6 separate regions of the Homo sapiens genome follow, and all the other regions are linked to region 6. Evidence: read pairs that join two places in POLR2A ChIA-PET (ENCODE). Cell type or tissue: PC-9. All regions are shown on one strand. Region 1 has its middle 130 kb from the start of FOXB1. Region 2 has its middle 87 kb from the start of FOXB1. Region 3 has its middle 41 kb from the start of GCNT3. Region 4 has its middle 67 kb from the start of FOXB1. Region 5 overlaps ANXA2 (annexin A2). Region 6 has its middle 140 kb from the start of BNIP2.

Region 1 (4,000 bases), 310 kb before region 6:
CAAATAGTGGGAAATAATCAAAGCTATAGTAAAAGAAAATTTTTCCTAAACTGAAGAAAAGCTCAAGTGCTCACATCCATCAGGAGTCAACACATCAAGCAAACCAAGCAAAAAAAGTGATTTTTTTTTTTTTGGTGTGTATGTGTGAACTCAACAAGCTTGGTTATGAATCTGTGTGTCTAATAGCCAACAAAGAGGGAATCCACATTTCTTTCAAATAGCCCTTAAAAGTTTACTATTACATAACTGACCATTGATCACAAAGAATATGTTGACTTGACTGATTGATTTTCTTAGTGGTAATATTTTTTGATTTGCAAATTTATCTTAAATTGAATTCTCTCTCCCTATGTCCTCCCCCACTGCCCCCTGACAATCCCAGGTGTCCGTTCCAAAAACATGACTTATACTGGTGGCTCTGGGCTCCTAACTTGTGTTGATATTGGAGATAAATAAAATCCACTCACCAAAACTCATGGTATCTTGGCTGTGTTTTCTTTCTCCTCCCCAAATTTACTTGGCTATTCCTCACACTATTCTAGAAGAATTCTATACTGATTTTCAAGTTGCATAAACTATCCCACTGGCATGTCTCTGGAATTGCTTTGATTTGTATAAAGATAATTGAGATAACTAATATGTTTACAATATTAAATAGTCTCATCTAGGAACAAAGGATATATCTAAACAATTTGGTCTTCTTTCATGTCAATCAATAAAATTAGATTTTTTGCCCCATATTGTTCTTGTACATTTCTTCTTTTGTTACTGTGAATGAGCTTTTTGAAAATGACATCTCTATATAAATTAATTATTGATGATGCATGGGGAACCTCTTGGTTTTCATATGTCACTCTCATATCTGGGTATCTTGGAACTCTTATTATAATTCCTTAAAAATAGACTGGACATAATCTAAATAGCCATCAACAGAGAATGATTAAGTCAAACAGGGTAAATCTACTATATAGAACATTATGCAGCTATTTTAAAATTACACAGATTAAGTGGGAAAATGGAAGTAAAATTAAAAAAATAAGTTGCAGAATAATATAGTATCATTCAAGTATATAAAACTACTACAGGTTGATGTATGCATATACAATGTAAATTCACAGGATAAAACCTGAAGAAATGCAATCCAATGTTAACAGTGATTACCTTTGGAGAGGAGAGTAAAGGGGAATTTTCACTTCTTTTTTTTGAGACATGGTTTTGCCCTGTCACCCAGGCTGCTGGAATACGGTGGTGATCACAGCTCACTGCAACCTTGAACCCCTGGTCTCAAGTGATCTTCCTACCTCAGCCTCTTGAGTAGCTAGGACTATGAGCATGTGACACCGCGCCCAGCTAATTTATTTATTTATTTTTATTTTGTAGAGACAGGATCTCACTATATTGCCTAACTGGTCTTGAACTTCTGGTCTCAAGTGATCCTCCCACCTCAGTCTCCCAAATTGCTGAGATTACAGGCATGAGCCACCACACCTAGTCAATTTTTCACTTTTTTACTCTATACATTTTTGTATTGTTTGTGAATTTTTTTCTAAGACACAAATTTATTCATTGCTTTCGTAATTAAATTTTTTTAATGTAGAATTAGGTTTCTGGGAAATAGACAAGTTGATAAAGATTGTCCTGGAGGAAGCTCCAGAGAGAACAGGTATAAGTCCCTAGAAAATCCTCACAGGTCGTTAATTTCTAAAGTATTTTTAAAATCACTTCCATGTGGTTTTGGAAAATCTGTGGATCCACACAATCTGTCAAGGAATATTACCAGCATCTATTAGAACAGAAAATGAAGATAAAATGTAACACAACTGTCCGATGAAATCAGTGGACACATCCCCAGTGTTTATCTATCTCTCATGAGTTCTCCTATGCAAGGGCCATGGACTAGTGAAGGACCTAAATAAGCCAGCTAAATGAATTGGGTAATTTTCCTTCTATCCTTCTCTCATTGCCTGCTGGATACCAGATGACACCAGCCTGTATTTCCTAGGTTTCTCTAGCGTTTAGAGTTGTTGCATAGGAAGCCCTTCTGACCTGAATTTAGAAATAGGGTAGCTGTTGGTTTAATTGTATCAGGTAGATCAAGTATGCTTGTCTGCCTTGAAGCCAGGTTCCTCCTTGGCTTGGTGCACAAGGTCACTATGGAAATGGCTCCTGATGACCTCCTGTCACTGCGCATGCCTAGGCCATGTCCCTTGCAATCAGTTAGAGTTATATCTTAAGTTAAATAGTAAATAAGTTTTGGTAAATATGTGTCCTGGATTTTTATTTTTGTAACACATGGTGAGCACCTAACAGTGTTTAGCAGCTCTTCTCAAACTTTAATGGAAATATCACCTCCGGATGCTATTCAGTAGGTCAGGGGTAGACGCTTGAAGTTGCATTTCTAAGAAGCTCCCAGATTATGTGGATGTGGCTGGGTCAGGAATCACACCAAGTGGCAAGAGTGTACAGCACATGCTTTGTACTTAATAAATATCTGTTGAATGAGTCCTCTTCTGTCCTAACCCCCAGGAATTTGAAACCTCCCGTGAAGTCACATCCTTCTTCTTTGTTCTTCTCTGGGTGAGACTGTCAGGAATTTTTACTTTCTTGGAAGTTAAAAAACAAAACAAACAACAACAACAACAACACACACAAAAAAACCCCAAAAAACTTTCTGGCTTTCTGAAAAGCAGACTCTAGCAAGTGATTGTATTTTGCATATTTCCACCCCTCCCGATAATCTACCACATGGAGGCAGAACCCAGGGCTGTTTTTCCATGTAGAAAACATCAGTGTGTGCACCCTGCTCTGCTCACTCTTTCCCAGCACAATCTGACAGATTTAACAGCTTCTGCCCAGCAGAGATGTCCCACTGGGGCTGCAAACCAGCATCAGGGGCCAAGCCATGGAGGGGAAATGGTGGCTTCTCCTGCAAGACCACATTCTCCTCAGAGCCATCAGCTCCTTTCCCACTCTGGGTTAGTGACTTGCTCGAGCACTAAATTGGTTCACAAAATTTAACAACAACAACAAAAAAAAACAAAAATAAAAATAAAAATTCAAGCAGCTCTTGGACTCCAACATAGAAGTGTCCTAAACCGAACAAGGATTAAAAGTTAACTGAACTCGCGTCTTGAAGAATGCGTTGCCTAATTCATTTGCCCTTTCACTGGAGGAAAAAAACAAAAACAAAACACAGTGTTTGCCTTTTGAGCTATGGTGAAAATACCTTGTAAATTACAGTTATTAAGCCTGGTTCTGGATATTTCCCTTAGAGTAAGATCAAAAGCCAAGTCAGAAAATGATTGAAATATGTTAAAATATTCTTTTTTAATGAACAAGCCATGTTTTAGACTGACGGAGATGTTAGTTTTATGTTATAAAATTATGTTTCAAATTTTAAGACTCGTCTTGTTCAAGATTATTGGATTGTGTAGACAGAAAAATACTATTGTGATCAATTTAACAGTTATTCTCACTTATTGGCTACTCAGCTGGGGGCTCTGGTCAGTACAATGTTAACAGAACTCACTTGGGGGTTATAGCATGTGCACATTAGCAGAATAGATTGGGCTGTGATTTGTAGCATGGGGCCAGTTTTGCAGAGAGCATTTTCTACCCACCCGCAGCTTCGTGGTGATGTTGGGATCTGTCTAGTCAGTGGAGGATCAGTAGCTTAAGAAGCTAATGAATATTCATTTCTTTTCCCTGGGTACAAAGTAAAATAACCAGTAATTAGTATAATATTTAATACTTCTATTCAAAATAAATAAATCTTTTGTAAAAAAAAAACAACCCCTAATTATTATAATGCAGCAAATTCCACATATGTAACTGAAATTGGATGTAGTGTTTTGAAAATGCTCTTATGCCCTCATTTACATGTTTTGAGATTTGTTAATTATTCCCCTTTTATGCATTAAACAAAACTCTAAATTTCCACCTGCATTTATTATTCATTTTTTTATCTCCCAAGTTTAGCTGATTCTAATATTTAAATTTT
Region 2 (4,000 bases), 260 kb before region 6:
AGCAAGAATAGCATTTAAAAAAAAATAATAAAAAAAAAAATAAAAGACTTCCCATTCCTGATCTTGTTTAGGAGAATTCTGTTTTTACATTCCATTGCAATATAGCTAATTACCATTATATGGATTTTGGTGGCATAATTCTCTTTGGTTGCAAGAAGATTCCTTCTTATTGCAGACTCATCATCTTTCCTGGGCTCACACCTTTCCTACCTGTCTAGGTGACTCCCAGAGTTACAACTGGCACAATTAGCTCTTTGACACTAATCACTGATTGGTCGTTAGCTGATGATACTTGGAGCCCCTCTCTTCTCTCCAGACCTGGTATGAAATACCAGCCTCTGTTATGAATTGTCTTCCTCTCCTCTCTCCTTTAATAAGTTTATGCTACCTACAACTAAATGAAAGGACTTGAATAGAATTAAAATGCCAACTGAAAATAAAATTATGTCAAAACCTGAATGATAGTATTTCTTATATAACAATATTTTAAAATGTGGTTAGGAAAGTAATATAAGCTCATTGTACAGAATTTAGAAAACACAGAAAATGCAAAAAAGGAAAGTAAAACCTATCCAAGAGTTCATCAACCAAAAAGAGCTACTGTTTACATTTTGGCTAAATGTGCTTATACTAGAATACATTGTTTTGTACACTGCATATCCACACAGCTAAATATCACAGACATTTGTTTGTGTCATTAAGAATTCATCTACAATATCTTTTTCAACATTTGCAAAGTAGACATACTCCTAAGTTTGTTGGTCAGAAGAAAGTGCCAGGTATTTCTATAGCACTTACTTGGTTAAAGGTTGGTCCCTCTCTGTGGGTAAAGGGCATAATCAATTCGTTCAACAAATTTTTATTGAGCACCTACCCCTGCTAGACTCTGTTCAAGGTGCTAGAGATACAGCCCAATGAGACAAATGTCTCTGTCCTTATAGAACTTTGTGAGAGTGTAAGAGCATACTTCTAAAAAAATGGTGAACTACCTTTTAAAACTGATAACATTAGTTGTCTACACATATTCCAATCAAATTAAGGCCACTGATGTCATATAAAATCCTCTGGAATTAATGTTAATTACCATATAATATTAGGCCTGATTTTTCTTTTTCTTTTTCTTTTTTATACTGCATCTAGCAAAGGACCTGGACCACAGTAAGTGCTTAGCAAATATTGGTTGGATGAATGGTTGGTGAATAGGTATGTCAAATGTAACTGAAGTTGGTTTGCTTATCAAAAATTGGGTCTTCTTTCTGGAATTCAGGAAGGGAAGTGAAACCTAAATGCCATGGTAGCTCTTCTCTTCTTAGATAATTGTTCAGACAGGAGAGGATGAACTGAATCAGATAGCATTGTGAGGAGTCCCTTCCAAGCCTGAGTTTTCTCCTTGTAGGTAGAGAGTGCTGTGATGAAGTTCAAGACACATTCATATCATGACCCCACAATATACCCTCTGGAAAGGAAGGGGCCAGGTCAGCTCCATACTGTTCAGACAAGTGCATTAGCTTATTAATCTCCGCAGCAGAAGAAACAGTTCTTTGCAGAGAATTGTGGGCTTTGAGGAATACATTAAAGTCAGTGCTGTCCCAGCGCAAGACATAAGCTTGATGTATGTGGTATTCAGAGACTCAGAAACTGGAAAAAGCTGAGATTAGATCAATTTTTTTTTTCACCTGTTTGATTTGTGTCTGATGCCTACATCTTGACAGATAATTAGCAGGTCACGTAGAGTACCTGGAAGGCACTGAAATATTACAACTTATAGGTACCTGGCTCCGGACGGTATATGTTAAGAATCATTCTGAAGTTGGCTTGCTAGATCCCTGACGCTTGTGAAAAAATGATCATAGAAAAGGTTTGAATTTGCTTTAAGGCAGGACCTAATAAACACATGTGCATTGTGGGAACTGAAACAGCAAATCTGTTATTTTTGCTAAGGACTAGAAAACTCTTTGAGAACAGAATGGAGTGAGAGGGAGGGTTTGCTGAATTAGAGAGGGTGAGGTAAAATATGTAAATGTCATTAAAGAAAGGTTAATAAAATAGAGCTGGTTTTTGCAAGGGAGGGGATTTTGACCTCCAGAAGGAATGCAAAAGAACTGGCTTGATGGGCAAGTTTTCCTTCACAGAAGAGAGAGACCCAGTGAGGGTTCATTTCCGGTCAGTTGTATGGCAGCTCTCTTCCTGACTCTTGTGCAGTGTTGGGCAATAACCATCAGCTTCTCTGGAGAAATGGGAGCGTTACAGCCAACACAGTTCCAGTCATAGGACTGGAATTCAGGCCTAGGGTTGGTGCTCCAAACCCTTTATTCTTTACTCAGCGGTCAGAGGGCAGATCCTGGCAGCACAAGCCCAGGTTTCAGCCTGGGGCTCTGCCACTTCATAGCGCTGTTACTTACGCAACTTACTTACCTTTCAGTTAGATAGAAAAAACTTCAAAGGAAAAGTTCTCTTCTGAGTAGAAACTCACAGAAAATGATTAGGAAAGCAGATTTTCTCCAGATCAAATCAGCTTTAGAACCTCTATTTTTATATTTAAACTTGTGGGACTGCATATGACTCTAGGCTCCTTGTAACTTTCCATTTGGCTATTTCACAGACATCTCAATCTCACCATGTGAGCTTGAGAAAACGTTTCCCATGCACTTCATAAATCCAGCTGGGACTGTCAGTACCATCCACTGTCATCCCCATATTCCATTAGACTGCAAGTTCCAAGAGGGTAGTAACTGTGTTGGCTTCACTCATCAGCACAGGCTCAGTGCGTGGCAGAATGCAAAACACATTGCAGATGCTCAGTGTTTGCCTCGTTTGTCCTTCTAGCTCTAGTTTGTCCCCTTTCCAGGACCTTCACACAGTATCAGCAGATTAGAACACCATTCTGATGTTTTACTTACTTAAATATCTTAAATGTTCCCCACTGCAGGAAGAAAAATGCATAGAGGGCCTCCTGACGTGAACTCTGCCAAGCTTTCTGCCCATGTCTTTTCTGCTCCCTAGGCCCTGCTCTGAGCCCCAGCTGGATAGAAATACCCCAGTGTTTCCAGGCATGCAAACATTGAGCATCTGCAATGTGTTCTCAGGCTGGAGACAGACCCATGAGAAACACAAGACACCCAGCCCACCCCTTACAACCACCCCCCGCAAAAAGTCTGTGGGTTTCCCAGTTCTGGTTAATCATCAAAATCATGCACTGAAGATCAGTTTATAACCTCCCCAAATACGCCACTTTAGTGTAAGGATTGTTTTGAGCTGAAAGCAGTGTGCTCTCTGCCTTCCTTCTTTCTGTCTAAAAGCTGGATATGAATCTCCCTTTGTAAAGGTGACATAAATTTCATTTGTAAAGATGTTCCTGTCTCCTGTGCCAGGAAGTGAAGAACAACTGTTAGCTGCATAACAAACCTTATTAAACAATGCTTGTTTGCCATACATTTCATAGGAGCCTTCCCAGAACCCCCCAGGCCATTTTTATTTATCTAGTCCCTTCTTCACACTTTATTACCTTTTGTAAAGATGGTATATAAGACCCCAATTCTAACTACTCCTTTGAGAATCATCTCCCACATCACTGAGTTCTCCCACATGTATGCACATTGCGTATATAAACAAACTCTGGGATTTTTTTATTCTGTTAATCTGTCTTCTGTCAGTTAAATTTACAGGCCCCAATTACTGAACATAAGACTGTGGAGAAAAGATAGGGTTTTCCCCCTGTATATTTTTCAGAGGAGGCATTATACAGATTAGTCCCGGCATTCCATTAAAAAGTTATTGCTGGGAAATGTATTTTCAAGAGGGAAATAATTCCTTTTTTGAGTACATCTGTCAAGATCACCTTAAAGATAAGTAAAGCTTTTGCTTCTAGAAAATATACCCTACATACAACTGACCAGCCACAGTCACCATGCTGGAACATCCTTCCTTCACATCTGTGGGAAGCTTATATTCTGCTGCCTTCGCTTATGTCTCATCTTGGGACAGAAACAGATGAAGCCGG
Region 3 (4,000 bases), 260 kb after region 6:
GATATTTACATTTCTTCGTCGAATAGAATACTTGACCTATTGCATTTTCTTACATCCCTCCAGCTCAACACAGCTGCCTCCCTGAAGCATTTCAAAGCCCATCCTTTCCAAATGTGCTAACGTGAATTATTCTCCCTACTCAGATTCCTCTGTCTAAATAAACATTCCTTGTTGTCTGGCCCCAGAATTTTGAGAGGTCAACTTGGGAGGATCACTTAAGCCCAGGAGTTTGGGGCTGCAGTGAGCTATGATAGCACCCACTACACTCCAGTGTGGGCAACAGAGCGAGACTCTGTCTCATCAATCAATCAATCAATTGTCCCTGTGAAACAAATGCCCGCAGTGAATACCACTGCAATATGACCCATTCTTTCCTCTGCTTGAAGATAAAAAGTAGGCCAGGCATGGTGGCTCACGCCCGTAATCCCAACACTCTGGGAGGCCGAGGTGGGCAGATCACCTGAGGTCAGGAGTTCAAGACCAGCCTGAACAACATGGAGAAACCCTGTCTCTACTAAAAATACAAAATTAGCCGTTCATGGTGGCACGTGCCTGTAATCCCAGCTACTAGGGACGCTGAGGCAGGAGAATCGCTTGAACCCTGGAGATGGAGGTTGCAGTGAGCCGAGATTGCGCCATTGCACTCCAGCCTGGGCAATAAGAGCAAAAATCTGTCTCAAAAAAAAAAAAAAAAAAAAGTGGCCAGTATACAAACTCAGTAAGTTTAAATATTTGAAAACTTTTATCAAGTTCCTTGTTAGCATTCCTGTTCCATGATGATTCCAGGATAAAAATGATATTACTGTTTCTTGCAATAATGTCCACTGAACGATAAGCTGTACTGCCTCTCTCCCTGCGAGACTTGCTGTCACACAACAGGCAGGTCTCAAGACAAACCTCAGCACCTTCCAGTGCAACATGGTGACCTTGGATTGTTTTATATCATGGCCACACTCAGAGCACCAGCACTTCATAGAAAATATAAATGCCGTTCCCGTGATCTAGTCTAAGGTAGGGAGAAGGTAAATATACAAAATTGATAAAATCTTTGTATTCAACAAGTTAAAACATGACCAGGCATGGTGGCTCATGCCTGTAATCCCAGCATTTTGGGAGGTCAAGGCGGGTAGATCACCTGAGGTCAGAAGTTCGAGACCAGCCTGGCCAACATGGTGAAACCCCATGTCTATTAAAAATATAAAAATGAGCTGGGCGTGGTGGCACGGGCCTATAATTCCAGCTACTTGGGAGGCTGAGGCAGGAGAATTGCTTGAACCCAAGAGGCAGAGGTTGCAGTGAGCCAACATTGCACCACTGCACTCCAGCCTGGGTGACAGAGCAAGACTCTGGGAAAAAAAAAAAAAAAAAAAAAAACTAAAAAAAAAAAGAAGTTAAAATATAATAGGGGATCCAGGTAATGAAAGCAGCTTATTATAATAAAGTCAGAATGAAAATATATGCTAAATAAAAGTCCAAGCAATGTGCTCTGGAAAAACAACCTGAATGGAGATAGAGAGAGAGATTTATTTGTGTTTAAGAATGAAGATGGGCCAGGCACAGTGGCTCACACCTATAATCCCAGCACATTGGGAGGCTGAGGCAGGCAGATTGCTTGAGCTCAAGAGTTCAAGACCAGCCTGGCCAACATGGCAAAACCCATCTCTACAAAAAATACAAAAATTAGCCAGGCATGGTGGTAGGTGCCTGTAGTCCCAGCTACTTGGGAGGCTGAGGCAGGAGAATCGCTTAAATCCAGGAGGCAGAGGTTTCAGTGAGCTGAGATGGCACCACTGCACTCCAGCCTGGGAGACAGAGTGAGACTCTGTCTCAAAAGAAAAAAAAAAAAAAAGAAAGAAGAAAAAAGATGAGGGTGCTTGGGTTCATATGGTAGACTTGGAGGAACAGGGATTAATTTAAGGTACAATAAAGAAGGGGTGATTACTGAGGACAGGTAGGATAACAAGTGCTTGGGTAAATAGGACAGTCTTGGGAAAGAGGATTGTTATTTCCTCCTTTGAGGACACGGAGGTGGTTGAAAAGAATGCATGAGGGTGTGGTGACATTTCAATGAGCCACAGGCAAGTTTATGCCACAATCTTCTCACAGAGGTGGAAGGCTACGTCACTGAGTGAGAGTGATGGCACAAGGAAGAATGAGATCGAAAGAGTCATGTTACAAGAATCAGGATGCAAATCAATATAATTCCAAACAGCAGGAGAGAATAAGAGAGAGACCAGGGATGAATAATAATCAAGCAGCCTTTAGGATCCACATAAAGGTTGATCACACAATTTTGGAATGAAGTCAAGCAACATGGTTCTGCTTTTTGGTTACTGTTTTTGCTAGCACTATTTAGACAGCTTGGGTACACATGTACGAAAATTTGCAGCTAAGTTTACATGAGGTTGAAGATTGACTGGCTCTTGAAAATCAAGGGTGAGAAGAAAGGAGGAAGTTTATGACAGCACACAAATGGTTGACCCTAAGGTCCAGGTGGGATAGGGAAACAAATGAAGGCAGAGGTGACTAAGGGGCTGAGAGAATAAGGAAAGGTTAGAACCAGAGGTTGAGATGCTATCGTAAGGCAGGTTTAGTAGAAATAAGGATACAGAAAAGATAAAATGTCAATGTCAGAGAAAGAAGCTTCACGGATTGTAATTTCAGGTCAATGTTGGAGAAAGGAAGACTCCAGGGTTTATAATTTCAGGTTCTACAAGAGGACCTGTCCAGGAGTTACTAACGTGAAGGGGGGTGTCAAGACACCATAAGGCCAGATGCTGGATAAGTCACTCATCTGGACACTGGAGATGCTCCAGATGACTGCCAGGGACTGAGTGCTGGGCAAGCCTGAGATCCAGGGACCAATATGCCCAGGGCATCTGGAAGAGACCTGGAGGCGGTGGCAGTAAGTATACACAGCAGGCAACAGGGCTGCCTGGTGGTGGCTTGAGAGGAAGCGATCAAACCACTGAAAGCAGACGTGGAGAGCACAGAGACGATGCCATCCTCCTGACTCGAGCGTGCAGGGACTATGAGGTTGTAGGGTGGGGTGCTTTTAAAAAATGGGGGGAGGAGGAGCGAGCCCACACAGGAGGATGAGGACAATAATAACAGCAAGGTTTTCTCCGTGCAAGAGATAGGAGGTCAGATTAGGTGAGGGAGCCAGGCCACTCCAGCAAAGGCCTTTTCCTTGAAGACCAGCAGGCCTCGTGGCATCCCCTCTCCCATCAGCCCTCAGCTAATCACTGAACCTTCTTTAAATCATAGGATTTCTTCCTCAGGTTTTCCTCAAGTTACAGGATTTCAGTGGTGGCATTATGCTCCCTACCCAAAGGGCCTTCAGGGCCCATTTTCTGAGTCGAAGTAACAGACATGAACTCTACAGAAGAGCTTTGAAGTACTTGCAACTGTCCGATAAAGAATGGGCTTCCCCCTAAGTAATAATTGGAGGTGTTCTACTGCATGCACCACAGTACCTCTCTGAATAACACACCCCCAAGAGGAAGGATCTGGAATCATAATGTAAGTGCATCATCTCCTGAAACCTTTCTCAGAGTGAAAATTAAAAGCCTGCTGTAAGGGATGACACCGGGCACTGAGTAAAATGCACGTTCTCGACTGGTGCTCCTGCCCCACTCCTTTCTTAGTATGTAACCATTAGTCCAGATTGATATTTTGCCATCTTATTTCTCAGATTGCACTTTTGTTTATGTGTGCACACACTATAGTTCCATTTGTCACCGGGAAAGTACAGCTATTAATTATCACCTATATTGACTTTCAGTTAATTGAAGGCAGGAAGAAGGAAGAAAAAGAGAAAAAAATCAAGCTCTAACAACTTGGGTTGGGGAAATAAAAGGCAAAGGTCATTGACAGATAAGAATATTTTACTGTACATAAGAATGGCTAATTTTTACTGTAGATAAGAATTTACTGCAGATTAGACTATCTAATTTTTTTCTTAGATCGAGTCTTGCTCTGTCGCCCAGGCCAGAGTGCA
Region 4 (4,000 bases), 240 kb before region 6:
CAGGGTAGGGCTATTATTGTTGGCTGAAGCATAGACTAGAGCAATTGATCTGTACAGTATTGGACCCACATCTAACTCTGGGGCCCCAGTTGTCTTGGCTTTTTCCAGCTTTGATTTCACTGCCTCTCTGAGAGTCAGTTTTTCCTACTAATGGAATGTTTTCAAAGTGAGCTCAAGCCCATGCTCAGTGGGAAATTCTTCCCTGAAATCATTTGTCACAGAATCATTTGGCCATCTAAGACGTTTATTATCCTACTTACTGGCAGTAAGTTTCATAGAAGAGCACAAGATACTCTGTAGATTTTTGTTCCCCTTAAAAAGCTGATATTCTAGAATCTGTCCAACATGCAAATATTGAAAAAATATAATACTTTCTACCAAAGAGCAAATCATGTAATCTGGAAAATAGGGTCTGGAACCCAGCATGAGTGCTGTCTTTGGGATACATCTTTTTACCTTCCTTGGGCTTTGTCATCTTCACTTGTAGAGCAAGAGTTAATCTCTATGGTCCCTTCCAGTTCAATGATCTGATAATTCTTTTATTTTAAAAAATGAAGTAAGTCACCAAAGCCCCTGAGAGCGCGGGCATGAAAATCAGTGATTCAAATTCAGGTCAACTCAACGAAAATGTATTGCATACCTGCTATGTGCCAGACATGATGCTAAGTGCTGATGTGCAGGAATGAATAAGATGTAATCCTCAACCTCTAAATTTTAATAAAAAGGGAAAATGGAGATCAAACATTAGGAGAGGAAGAAAGTTTGTGACAACAGAGTTATGGTGCAGTGCTCCATATGTCTGTTTAAGGGCCAATGTTATTTACTAAACTGAACTCAGATTATGGAACAATACTGAGCAATTGTTACCCTGGCCCGGGGAATAAAATGTAGTGGCTGCTAACTAGCTGTGTGATCTTGGAGGGGCACAAAACCTTTCTGGGTTAAGGTTGTCTTATTTTCTAAATATGGGGATTGGACTGATGGTTTCTGAGATCTCTTCTATTTCTAACATTCTATAATTATGAGAATATGAACTAGCTATGCATGTAATACTCCCAAGAACTGCAAAAGGCAGAGGAAATGGACTGAATTGCTTGGAAAGCTGTTTTCCCTTATGTTTCTGACCTAACAAGGTATGATACTGTCTTCATGTTACCAAAACATTTGTAAGTCAATATAAAATATCTAAAAGATGCTGGGGTTGGCAGCTCACATCTGTTACCCTAGCACTTTGGGAGGCAGAGGTGGGTGGATTGCTTGAGCCCAGGAGTTTGTGACCAGCCTGGACAATGTGGCAAAACCCTACCTCTACAAAAAATACAAAAGTTAGCCAGGGATGGTGGCAAATGCCTGTAGTCCCAGCTACTCAGGAAGCTGAGGTATGAGGATCACCTGAATCCAAAAGGTTCAGGCTGCAGTGAGCCATAGCAGCTGAATTGCGCCACTGCACTCCAGCCTGGGTGACAGAGTGAGACCGTGTACTAAAAAAAAAAAACAAAAACAAAAACAAAAAAAAACACATAAACACATACACACACATATATATATAAATATATATATATATGAAAGACCAACCTATATGAGTGGCAGTCACCAAAGTTCTCTGAAGAAATTTGTCATGGATCAATTTTCCCTATGCTGTCATCCCAAACTTTGTGTTTTCTTGGCTCTACCGTTTTCTGGATTTCTATTTGGCGTGATACTCCCACAGCCATCTTCTGCAACTATGCCTGCAAGCTCCTTTGACAATATACGAGAACTTGTCAGGTTGATCCCAACTGCCTCAAGCTGCTTCAAGGCCCCCGGCAACAAACCTTCGGTTCTCCCTTTCTGATTCAAAATTGTTGCCCTGAAGTAAGAATCTGACCTCAGCAGACCAGAGCTTCCCCCTCCCACTCACCCACCATCACTCAAACACTTTTCCAGCTGCAGTGCCCTCTGTCCTTCCCACCCTTCCCAAGAGGTCCAGGTTCAAGACTCCACTTGTTCCATACTTAGCCCCACAAGAGTTTGTTTCTTTCTTTTATTTAGCTCAACATTCCTTTGTGTAGTTTGGCCGCCTTACATGTGCTTGTACATTTCCTTTAAGTGCTTCTCTGACTCATCTATAAATCATCAGGAATTTTTTCATCAGCTAGCATGGAAAGTCTTCCAACGTAAACACCATGCCTTCCACATTTTGTGTGCCTCCCATGATGTGTGGCACGACACTAAGCACACAGTGATGCTCAATAAATGTTTATGAAGTCTAATTGAGAAAATCAGAAAGCTGTTTTTTGATTTATTTGTAGTGTAGCTGAACTTCTTTCTGGTTTTTTTTTTTTTTTTTTTTTTTTGAGACCAAGTCTCACTCTGTCGCCCAGGCTGGAGTGCAGTGGCTCAGTCTCTGCTCACTGCAACCTCCAGCTCCCAGGTTCAAGTGATTCTCGTGCCTCAGCCTCCTGAGTAGCTGGGATTACAGGCGCCCACCAACACGCCCAGCTAATTTTTGTATATTTAGTAGAGACGGGGTTTCGCCATATTGGCCAGGCTGGTCTCAAGCTCCTGACCTCAAGTGCTCTGCCCGCCTTGGCCTCCCAAACTGCTGGGATTATAGGCGTGAGCCACCACACCTGGCCTCTGTAGCTGAATTTCAACAGTGTTTTCTCGCTGCTGTAGCTGTAGAAGCAGCATGACCAGCAAGAACCTGGGATTTGGAGTCACATCGATCCATGTCCAAGCCGTAGTTCTGCCAGTTTACTCTATCATGAAACATTTATGGAGCAATTGCTGTGTGAAGATGTGGAGCTGGCTGATAGACAAATAAATAAGATTATTGCTCTTGCCTTTAAGAAGTTTGGGGTCTAGGAAATATATTACTTAATTTCTCTCAAACTCAATTTCTTCAACTGAAAATGAGAATAACTATTTCATTGGATTGTTGTAGGTACTTCAATAATTATTTGTTTTTCCCCTTTTCCGCTCTTCTTATTTCTTAGGTTAATAAGTTGAATTCTTTTTTTTTTTTTTTTGAGACCGAATCTCGCTCTGTCACCCAGGCTAGAGTGCAGTGGCACAATCTCAGCTCACTGCAAGCTCCACCTCCCAGGTTCATGCCATTCTCTTGCCTCAGCCTCCCGAGTAGCTGGGACTACAGGAACCCACCACCACGCCTGGCTAATTTTTTGTATTTTTTATTAGAAACGGTGTTTCACCATGTTAGCCAAGATAGTCTCAATCTCCTGACGTCGTGATCCACCCGCCTCGGCCTCCCAAAGTGCTGGGATTACAGGCGTGAGCCACTGCGCCCGGCCAATAAGTTGAATTCTTAACAGTTCTATATTTTTATGCTTTAAATGACTCTGTAGTGAGTTCATTTTGATGTACAATTAGCCATGAATTTGAATCCACTTGTATTATTTTTAACTTTAGATCACACATGGCCACATAAAAAATAAACCCAAGCACTTGTTCTGAGACTGATAATCTTTGATAATCTCACTTGTCAAAGATCAGATTATTTTGGTACATTATCTTTTATCTTTTTATATGACAGCTGGGGACCCAGCCTCAAGAAGATAACCTTTAAGATTTATAGAAATAAAAAGTCTGCCTCAAATATGAATGATTCCTCCTTGATTTGGTCTGATTTAAGTTCAGACTCAGATTGGTGAGTACAGAAATACAGGAAGACAGGTCGTACCTAGGGATCAGGTATAGCCCAATAAATAGTGTGATCATTGAGGCCTCCATTACAATCAGAAAAATCAATCCTGTCTCTGGGTTATTTGACCCTAACACATATTTCTCCCTTGTGAGAGAAATGTTGGGATTGTATTAGAAAAGAGCCTGGCTCTATCTGCCGTGCAAGCACTGGTTCCCCTTTATCCCAGGGAAGTAGCCACAGAACCAAATGCTCTGCTACTGAGCTTTCTGCTTATGTTGCCTAAGTGCCACGCTCAAATTCCTCCAAGGTGCTGGTTTGGTGGGCAGAAGTTGCACTTGTCCAATTAGTAAGCCG
Region 5 (4,000 bases), 560 kb before region 6:
GTTCTACCAGATGACTTCCAAATCTCCCTTCTAGGGTACACCCTGAAGCTGTTTTTTTTTTTCTTTTTTTTTTCTTTTGAGATGGAGCCTGGCTCTGTCACCCAGCCTGGAGTGTAGTCGCACGATCTCTCCTCACTGTAGCCTCCGCCTCCCAGGTTCAAGTGATTCTCCAGCCTCACCCTCCCGAGTAGCTGGGATTACAGGTGCCTACCACCATGCCGGGCTAATCTTTGTATTTTTAGTAGAGACAGGGTTTCATCATGTTGGCCAGGCTGGTCTGGAACTGTTGAGCTCAAGTGATCCGCCTGTCTCGGCTTCCCAAACTGCTGGGATTACAGGCGTGAGCCACTATGCCTGGCCCACCCTGAAGCTTTTAATCCAGCTGAGCTCAACTGGACAGGTCGGTAGCACCCAAGTGGCCTGAGTTTTACCCCAGGTGTGGTGTAGAAATTTCTTATTCTAGGGAGTGACTGTGTTATGGAGCCCTTTGTCCATGTCCTTTGTCTCCCTGCCACACCCAGGCTATACACTCACAGCTCAGAGGAAATCAGAGTCCTAAGGCCACTCGTACATCCTGCCTCTTTGCTGCCTTCTTGCTAGGAGTTGTAGGTTACGTTCCCATGTGGTCCTATGGACAGAGCTAGGGTCCAAGTATCCCTGACAGCACAGAGGTGGGGGGCATGGCTATATGTTGATAAGAGGCTGCCCTGAAGCGACCTGCTGGGCTTTGCTAAGATTTGCAGAAGTTGGTGATTTAAGCCTCCAACTCTGAATGCACGGAACTGGAACTGCATTCGAAATGTCCAGTCTGAGGGAGAGAGAAAATTGAGGAAGGAGAGTGTGTTGGAAAAGAAGAAAAAAAGACTTTCTAATATAGAAAGACCCAGTGTGTGTAAACCATCCCAAGATGAAATTGAATGCCTATCGTGTGCCAGGCACTGTGCTCAGACCTATGAGGAAACAGGAGGGAGTTAAGTTGGAAACCCTGTGGGCGGATAATACGGAAGACAGACTTTACACATGTAACTCTAATGTTGCACAGACACACAAAAAGCTGCAGAAGCACAGGGCAAGGAGGGGTGTGTGAGAAAGGCGGCATTTATGATTTCCTGTATCCTAAAGACTCATTCAGATGTCAGCTAATTAAGATTGAGGTTCCTGGTGGAGGGAACTTAGAAAGTGCTGAGCGTGTTTGGAGAAGAGTTAACAGTCCAGTTAACTCTTCTGTGCAGGATGCGTGTATGCATGTGTGTGTGTATAGAAGATATTTAAGGAAAGGTAGGTAAGTCCACAGTGTGGAAGGTCTTGAATGCTGACATTAGACTTTTTTCTGTAGGCGGCCAGGCCCTGTTGAAAATACAATATGTGGGCCATAAAACACTGAAATTGAGTTGCAGACTTGAAGGCCTGGATTTCCCAACCCTGAAAGTGCTTCATGCCAAGTGACATCATTCTTCCTGCCGGTCTCTTTCCACCCACTCCAACCCCAGATCAGGATACCAGCAGAGAGAGGCTGTGAGAGCATGAAGCTGCAACAAGTCAGTAGGGAGCAAACAAATATTGATTCAGATCAGGCCACAGAAGAGACAAGCTGGAGCAAGTGCTGTGTGTCCCTCCTGCTCAGTTTGATCGAGGTCACTGGGCCGAATTCCAGGAATTCTGGGGAATGAGTTGGCCCTGTGACTCAGTCATTAATCAAGACCATAAAACCAAGGAGAAGAATATCTGCTTTCAAAAAGGTTCTGATAAATAAAGATGCAGTAGGTGGGTGGAGGATGGAGTACAGTGGGAACCCCTCTCCTCACCCAGTACATTTTTTTTTTTTTTTTTTTTTAGTTTAAAATTCCAGTGTGGCCTGTAGACTGTGTGTCCAGGACTGTGTACAGTAAGAGCTTTGATGGAGAACCCAACTCTCCACACTCCCACCTCTACCCATTTTTGCTTTAAAATCTTCATTTGAATCACCAGTCCCTGATTGATTCACCATGGTTGCTAAGAATCTGTTTTGCGGTAACGCATCAACACTCCACGTTTAAACTGTGAAGTGGGTGTGTCCACAAAACTTCTGGATTAGACTCAGATTTGCCTGTGCAGACCAGCCCTGTTGCAGTATGTTTTTGTTTGTTCAGATTAACATTTGGGCTTTTTGGAACTGGTTCTTAATTTAGTTCAGTAGAATGTGTTTTTACTATTTGAAGTGTTGACTTTTAAGTTTTCTTTTGTTTGTTTGTTTTAACCTTTTTGTAAACTTTTACTCTTCTTTTTGGGAGTAAAGTTAAAACTGCTTCACTTGTCCTTTTTTTGTTTGTAACTGCACTTTCGTAGTGAAGCAATAGAATACAATAAAATCTATAGAGTTTTTTTTTTTTTAATAAGGACAAACCCTTAAATTATTAGGTTGGTACAAAAGTTAATTGTGGTTTTTGCCATTAAAAGTAATGGCAGTTATTTTTGCACCAACCTAAATAATATAGTCCTTATGTTAAATGTAAATGACTTGTTTCTCAATAACTGCACTGATTTCATTAATGATCAGCCTTGCACTGTGAGCTTTTTTAGCCAGGCATTCACAGTCTCATTTATCAGCCTTTTCAAGGCAGAAGAAACTGTTCTTTTCATTAGGGTGGGGCCAAGTGACCTGTTTTCCTACCCAAGTAGTGAATGATTTTAAACCAGTTTGAGGTGGGTATGGCTCTTATCAGTGAGTCTCCCTGTACCTCTAGTTTATTTCCTTAAACAGAAAAACGTTCTCTGATAAAGGGTCATTTTAATGATGTTGTCTAGTGACCCTGCCCTCCCTGGGAATGGAAGGCACGGCACTGATGTGTATGTAGATGTACTCATCAACAGATTGAATTTGCTGATTTTTTTTTTTTTTTCTTGTTGGAGAGTTGAAACCAGTCGGCAAGCTGGGTGAGGTTGAAGTGTTGGAAAGAGTGGTGCAAACTGCCATTTTCATGTTCTTTAGAGAAGTCTGCCAGAAAAGGAGTAGTGGTTCTGTTTTTAATGGATTTATGAGTTTTATACGGTGATGAGGAGTGAGTAGAGGTGAAATTGTCTCATACAGCATGTAGGCTTTATTTTTTATTTTCATTCAAAACAGTAAGTACACTGAAGTCAGAGTAGTTGTTTTCAGTAAGAAAATTCTGCCTCCAGAGCAAATGTTTTGGTGAATAGATAAATATGAGTACTGAGTCCCAATCATTTTGGCTCATAGGTTCCCCAGTATTTCCATAGGCAAGCTTAACTTTGCACCATTCAGAGACTTATATTTTAGGTTCCCCACAGGGCACCCCACTGGACGTGGCTCATTTTCCAGCCTGTAGTCTTGTTCTTCTGCCACCCTGGGGCATTATTCCTCTTCCCCTCTCCCCAGGCCTTCCCCCTTGCTTCTTGGCTGGAACCTCCCATGGTGATTCACCCTTCTCAGCCTAGGCAGACAGCACCTCCCTGTTAAGCCCTTAACTAATCCCGCTCTGATGGCTGTGATCTTTCTCTCTGTGTCTTAATCACTTGGAATAAAGAACCATTGTGGTGAGGTTGAAAGGGCATTGGCCCAGGAGTCTGGGGATCTGGGTTTTGGCCCTGCCTCAGCTACTTAATTCACTGGGTGACCCTGGACTAGACTCTCAGTGTGTCACAGAGGCACGAAGGGAAGAGAGCTCAAAGGTCCTGCAGGGTGGAAGTCTGCATTTCACAGTTTTATAAGTGTCTTTTGTATCCTTTAATATAGTGCAGGCTCAGCGTATGCTTGGTATGGGTTCGTTGATTAATTCCTTGCGTATTACCAGTGTTTGTAACCTACAGTAGCACTGCCAAGACTTCCTTTTCCTGCTTTCAAGGATAGCAGCACACTGACACATTCTCATTAGTCAAATATGCTATATTAAACTAATGTTTTAACAAACAGTGAATCGCAAAGCCAACTGTTCCTTCCAGCGAATAATAGATCATATGCAAAATGACTTTGCATTGCTAGGGGATTTGATGGAGTGAAGAA
Region 6 (4,000 bases):
AGGCAGTTTACCAGAGATATGTAGGCAGAAATGGCTTCCTGGTGGGAGCCTGGCTTCCCCTCCCCTCCTAGGAATCTCTCTAACTCTCAGCACCCATGGGCTTGCAGTGGGGAGAGGCCCTGAAGCCTGAACTGTGACCGCTTCACAGTTAATCTTCCTCTGGCTGTGTATGTGTGTGCGGTGGGGAGGCAGCCTTCAGAACCCTGGTGGGAAGGATGATAGTAGCTGTGTTCAAGGACTAAGTATTTGCTACTCTGGTGTTCCTGGAGATAGAACTTGGGCCCACAGTAGAAACTGCAGCAAGGTAGATTTGAACAACAGTATAAAAACTCAAACATCCGGAATTGTTCATCCACAGAATTAACTTTCTGGCCACGTGGGAAGAAAAGCAGAAATGGATTCATTGCCTTGCAGAAGGCTGTAACCTAGATCTCTTCTTGGTAGAACTTAGCCTAGAATTTAATCTCGAAAATCTTTCAAACTCTCAAGCTCTGTGTCATTCCGTTATGATCATCTGTCCCTTTTACCTGCCCTGTTTTTTATTTATCCTGCTCTTGGAGATCCCAGATTTCTTTCAGGGGAAACCAACCCCTCACACAGCCAGCCAGTGTGGTTTGCAAGAGCTCATGTTGTCCTCCTCTCCAGCCCCAGGATGGGCATATGTTCTAGTTGTAGAGACACCAGTGCTAATCCAACGAGCCAAAAGTCAGGGGGTTTTTTTGTTGTTGTTATTTTGTCTTTGTGTTTGTTTTTTTGAGACAGAGTCTCGCTGTGTCGCCCAGGCTGGAATGCAGTGGTGCTATCTTGGCTCACTGCAACCTCACCTCCCGCGTTCAAGCGATTCTCCTGCCTCAACCTCCCGAGTAGCTGGGATTACAGGCATGTGCCACCACGCCTGGCTATTTTTTTTTTAGATGGATTGTCGCTCTTGTCACCCAGGCTGGAGTGCAGTGATGCGATCTCAGCTCACTGCAACCTCCCTCTCCCGGGTTCAAGCTATTCTTCTGCCTCAGCCTCTTGAGTAGCTGGGATTACAGGCACATGCCACCACGCCCGGCTAATTTTTTGTATCTTTAGTAGAGACGGGGTTCACCATGTTGGCCAGGCTGATCTCGAATTCTTGACCTCAAATGATCCGCCCACCTCGGCCTCCCAAAGTGCTGGGATTATAGGCGTGAGCCACCGCACCCGGGGCCGTGAGTCAGTCTTGAAACTCTGGGCGTTCCCGTATGAATAGAAGAGCTCTCTTCTGGCTGGAGTTGCTAAGCCAGAGGATGCAGGTCTGGAACTTTCAGAAATTATCTTGCCTGTTTGAGAGGGGAGCCACCGAAAAGGAAAGCAGAGCTGAGAGATGGAGACGTGCAAATTTGCAGGCGGTGTGGAGAACCTGGAGTGAGCCATGCCTGAGTTACAGCCCCTGTACGTTGAGCCAATAAATTCCTATTCCTGCGTTTCTCAAGCTAGTTTGAATTGGACATGACTGACTCACTAATAAGACCTCAAATTCATCCCAAAGACCTGATGCCCCTAACTTTTTGAGTAAACACCACCCTTTAGCTCTTATTTCTAAGACGACCATGTTTGGTCACATTTTATACTATTTTAGATATTTAAAGGCATTTTGCTTGTTTATTTTTGTTGGCATTTTGAATTTTTAGCCCACTTTTGGAATCATAGTGCTATTATCAATGGAAAGTTCTGCTGTGCAGTTTTCATTCATGTGACATCTATAATAGGGTTTCATATTTTTGGATGTAGGTAATCAAACTTTCCCACTTAGGAGCCTAAGGTGATGTATGTGTTTATCTTTGGAAAGTATGTGGAGAATTTTGCTATGGTAGGTATTCCAAGTGTTTTTCATCTTGATCACTAAACAAGATTTATGTTCTCACTCACAGACGATGACAAAGCTAATAAATTAGACGTGCCGACAACCCTTCAATAAAGAAACTATTTTTCTACAGTTAACAGTCCTTTTAGATATTAATAAGCTTACTTAGTTTTAATCAACTTGTCATAGGCAAAACTGCCTCCTAAAGAATATAAAGCCTAAGGAAAACAAACCGAATTAAAAATGTTTTTTTTCCCTTACATTGAAATTCCTTAAGTGAAACACATATGCAAAATCAACATGCTATACGGGCAATCCCTACTTAGCATGGCAGAGCAGAACTACAAAAATGACCAAGAAGCTGTAACCCCACAAAGTATTCTTAATAACTGTAAAAAAATATATGATTGATTTTTGACTTTTAAGAATTTTTTGTCAAAGCGCTAAAATTGATCATACTATCAATTATAAACATATAAGGAAATCAAAAAATAGTAAAACTAATATGTATTTAGTACACTGTAATTTAAAACATGAGAAACATTGAGAATTAAAGTACTTTATTTATAAGAAACTTATCAAAAGTAGTTTGAAAAGCGCTTCTCTTCTTTCACCACGCTACTTGCCATATGAAGCAGGCATCTTTTCTATACCCTTGGTGAATTGTCAGGCTTCTTTCTAAGCTTGGATCAGCTTCCAACCTTTTGTCGAATGCATTTGTAATTGTGTGAATTATTTTCAAGAATTATTTTAATGTGAATTTTTTGCTGCATCCCTTTCTCTGGGACTTCATCTTTTTCATCATAATGAAACGGGTGGGCATCTTTGGAATGCTACCTACAAATCAAGTCTCACAACTCTATCAGCTTTGAATAGACCTACTTAAGCTCCACAGAGAGTTATTTTGAAACTGCAACTCAGAAGCCAAGTCCGTGTTGGAGATTGTAGGGTTTTATGGAATTTCAATGTGTCTTCTTTAAATCAGAAATATAGAGAAGCCACATTATTTAGCAGGACACAAATAGCTTGGAATACATGGCTTCAGTGGTGTCAGAGGACACTTTACGAAAATATTTATCTTATTTTGAAGGAGTACGGCAGGTGGCACGATGGGAAAGGTGGTCTTTGAGAACATCCTATTAACTGCTTGGCACTTGGCTTGCTCCTGGTCAGTGTGATCAAAAATAGACAGGGCACACGTAATCATACATGGCTCACCCTCTCTAGGAACTCTCCTTAATTGCCTGAAGCATTGACAGATCAATATAGTTGTTTGAAAACTTAAGAGATGTTTTCCAAAATGCCAGTTGTCAAAATGTTGCAAAATTATTCTCTCTGCCTCTTCCCCACTGGCTTTCCCTTTCCATAATTTCTGCCCTAGAGGCAAAATTGATGAGCAGCAATAGTCAGTAAGAATTTATTTTTTTAAATTTTTGAGACAGGCTCTGACTCTGTTACCCAGGCTGGAGTGCAGTGATACAATCATGGCTCGTGGCAGCCTTGACCCCCCTGGCTCAAATGATCCTCCCACCTCAGCCTCTTGGTAGCTGGGACCAGAGGTGTGCACCAACACACCTGGCTAATTTTTGTATTTTTTGTAGAAATGGGGTTTCATCATGTTGCTCAGGCTGGTCTCGAACTCCTAAGCTCAAACGATCCTCCCGCCACAGCATCCTACAGTGCTGAGATTACAGGTATGAGCCACCGTGCCCATCTGTAATATTTTAAAGAGCTGTCAAAAACAGTTTCAGAGGCATTAACAACTGTTTGCTATGTAAGCAATCAACTTTTAACCAACATCTCTTCAACTATCCTTTTTTTCTTTCAAAAAATTTTGTATTAAATATTGAATACATATAAAAATATATTTATATCATATGTGTAAGATGTAAAGAAAAATAATGAAATGAATACTCATTCATAAAATTACCAGTATCCCCAAAAGCCCTGTGTGATCCTTCTTACTGCTCAACCTTTCCTTCTTACAGAGGAAACCTCTATTTTAAATTTATTTTTATTATTCCTTATATAATCCCTGAATTTTATACGCATGTATCCCTAAGTCATATGATTACATATTGTTTGATTTTGCATGTTTTTGTATTTAGTATAAATATAAGGATACTGTAGGTCTTCTTTGCTTTTCCTCCCATGTTATTATGTTCCTGA

The links. Peaks named below come from ENCODE experiments on the same cell type or tissue, not always from the same donor. Only the 100,000 strongest peaks of a DNase experiment are listed, where the experiment ranks them.
Region 1: POLR2A ChIA-PET joins it to region 6 with 5 read pairs; 1 of 35 experiments calls an interaction of 5 or more read pairs at or near these places.
Region 2: POLR2A ChIA-PET joins it to region 6 with 5 read pairs; 1 of 35 experiments calls an interaction of 5 or more read pairs at or near these places.
Region 3: POLR2A ChIA-PET joins it to region 6 with 15 read pairs; 1 of 35 experiments calls an interaction of 5 or more read pairs at or near these places.
Region 4: POLR2A ChIA-PET joins it to region 6 with 19 read pairs; 1 of 35 experiments calls an interaction of 5 or more read pairs at or near these places.
Region 5: POLR2A ChIA-PET joins it to region 6 with 5 read pairs; 4 of 35 experiments call an interaction of 5 or more read pairs at or near these places.

Annotation. Positions count from the first base shown.
Region 1 is chr15:60,136,749-60,140,748 of GRCh38, reverse strand. No RefSeq gene overlaps it. Among named protein-coding and RNA genes, the nearest start is that of FOXB1, 130 kb to the right of the region's middle. In PC-9, no CTCF peak of the experiment used is centred here; a DNase peak (open chromatin) is centred at 2,478; H3K27ac peaks cover 1,455 bases.
Region 2 is chr15:60,089,650-60,093,649 of GRCh38, reverse strand. No RefSeq gene overlaps it. Among named protein-coding and RNA genes, the nearest start is that of FOXB1, 87 kb to the right of the region's middle. In PC-9, no CTCF peak of the experiment used is centred here; a DNase peak (open chromatin) is centred at 2,269; H3K4me3 peaks cover 681 bases; H3K27ac peaks cover 3,867 bases.
Region 3 is chr15:59,568,624-59,572,623 of GRCh38, reverse strand. No RefSeq gene overlaps it. Among named protein-coding and RNA genes, the nearest start is that of GCNT3, 41 kb to the left of the region's middle. In PC-9, no CTCF peak of the experiment used is centred here; a DNase peak (open chromatin) is centred at 2,073; H3K27ac peaks cover 2,143 bases.
Region 4 is chr15:60,069,147-60,073,146 of GRCh38, reverse strand. No RefSeq gene overlaps it. Among named protein-coding and RNA genes, the nearest start is that of FOXB1, 67 kb to the right of the region's middle. In PC-9, no CTCF peak of the experiment used is centred here; a DNase peak (open chromatin) is centred at 2,086; H3K27ac peaks cover 555 bases.
Region 5 is chr15:60,390,777-60,394,776 of GRCh38, reverse strand. All of the region lies in intron 1 of ANXA2 (annexin A2), which reads left to right. Among named protein-coding and RNA genes, the nearest start is that of ANXA2, 5.2 kb to the left of the region's middle. RefSeq lists enhancers at 839-2,038, 3,186-3,777. In PC-9, no CTCF peak of the experiment used is centred here; DNase peaks (open chromatin) are centred at 1,546, 1,996 and 3,446; H3K4me3 peaks cover 2,494 bases; H3K27ac peaks cover 4,000 bases.
Region 6 is chr15:59,826,329-59,830,328 of GRCh38, reverse strand. No RefSeq gene overlaps it. Among named protein-coding and RNA genes, the nearest start is that of BNIP2, 140 kb to the right of the region's middle. In PC-9, no CTCF peak of the experiment used is centred here; DNase peaks (open chromatin) are centred at 1,218 and 1,838; H3K4me3 peaks cover 1,059 bases; H3K27ac peaks cover 4,000 bases.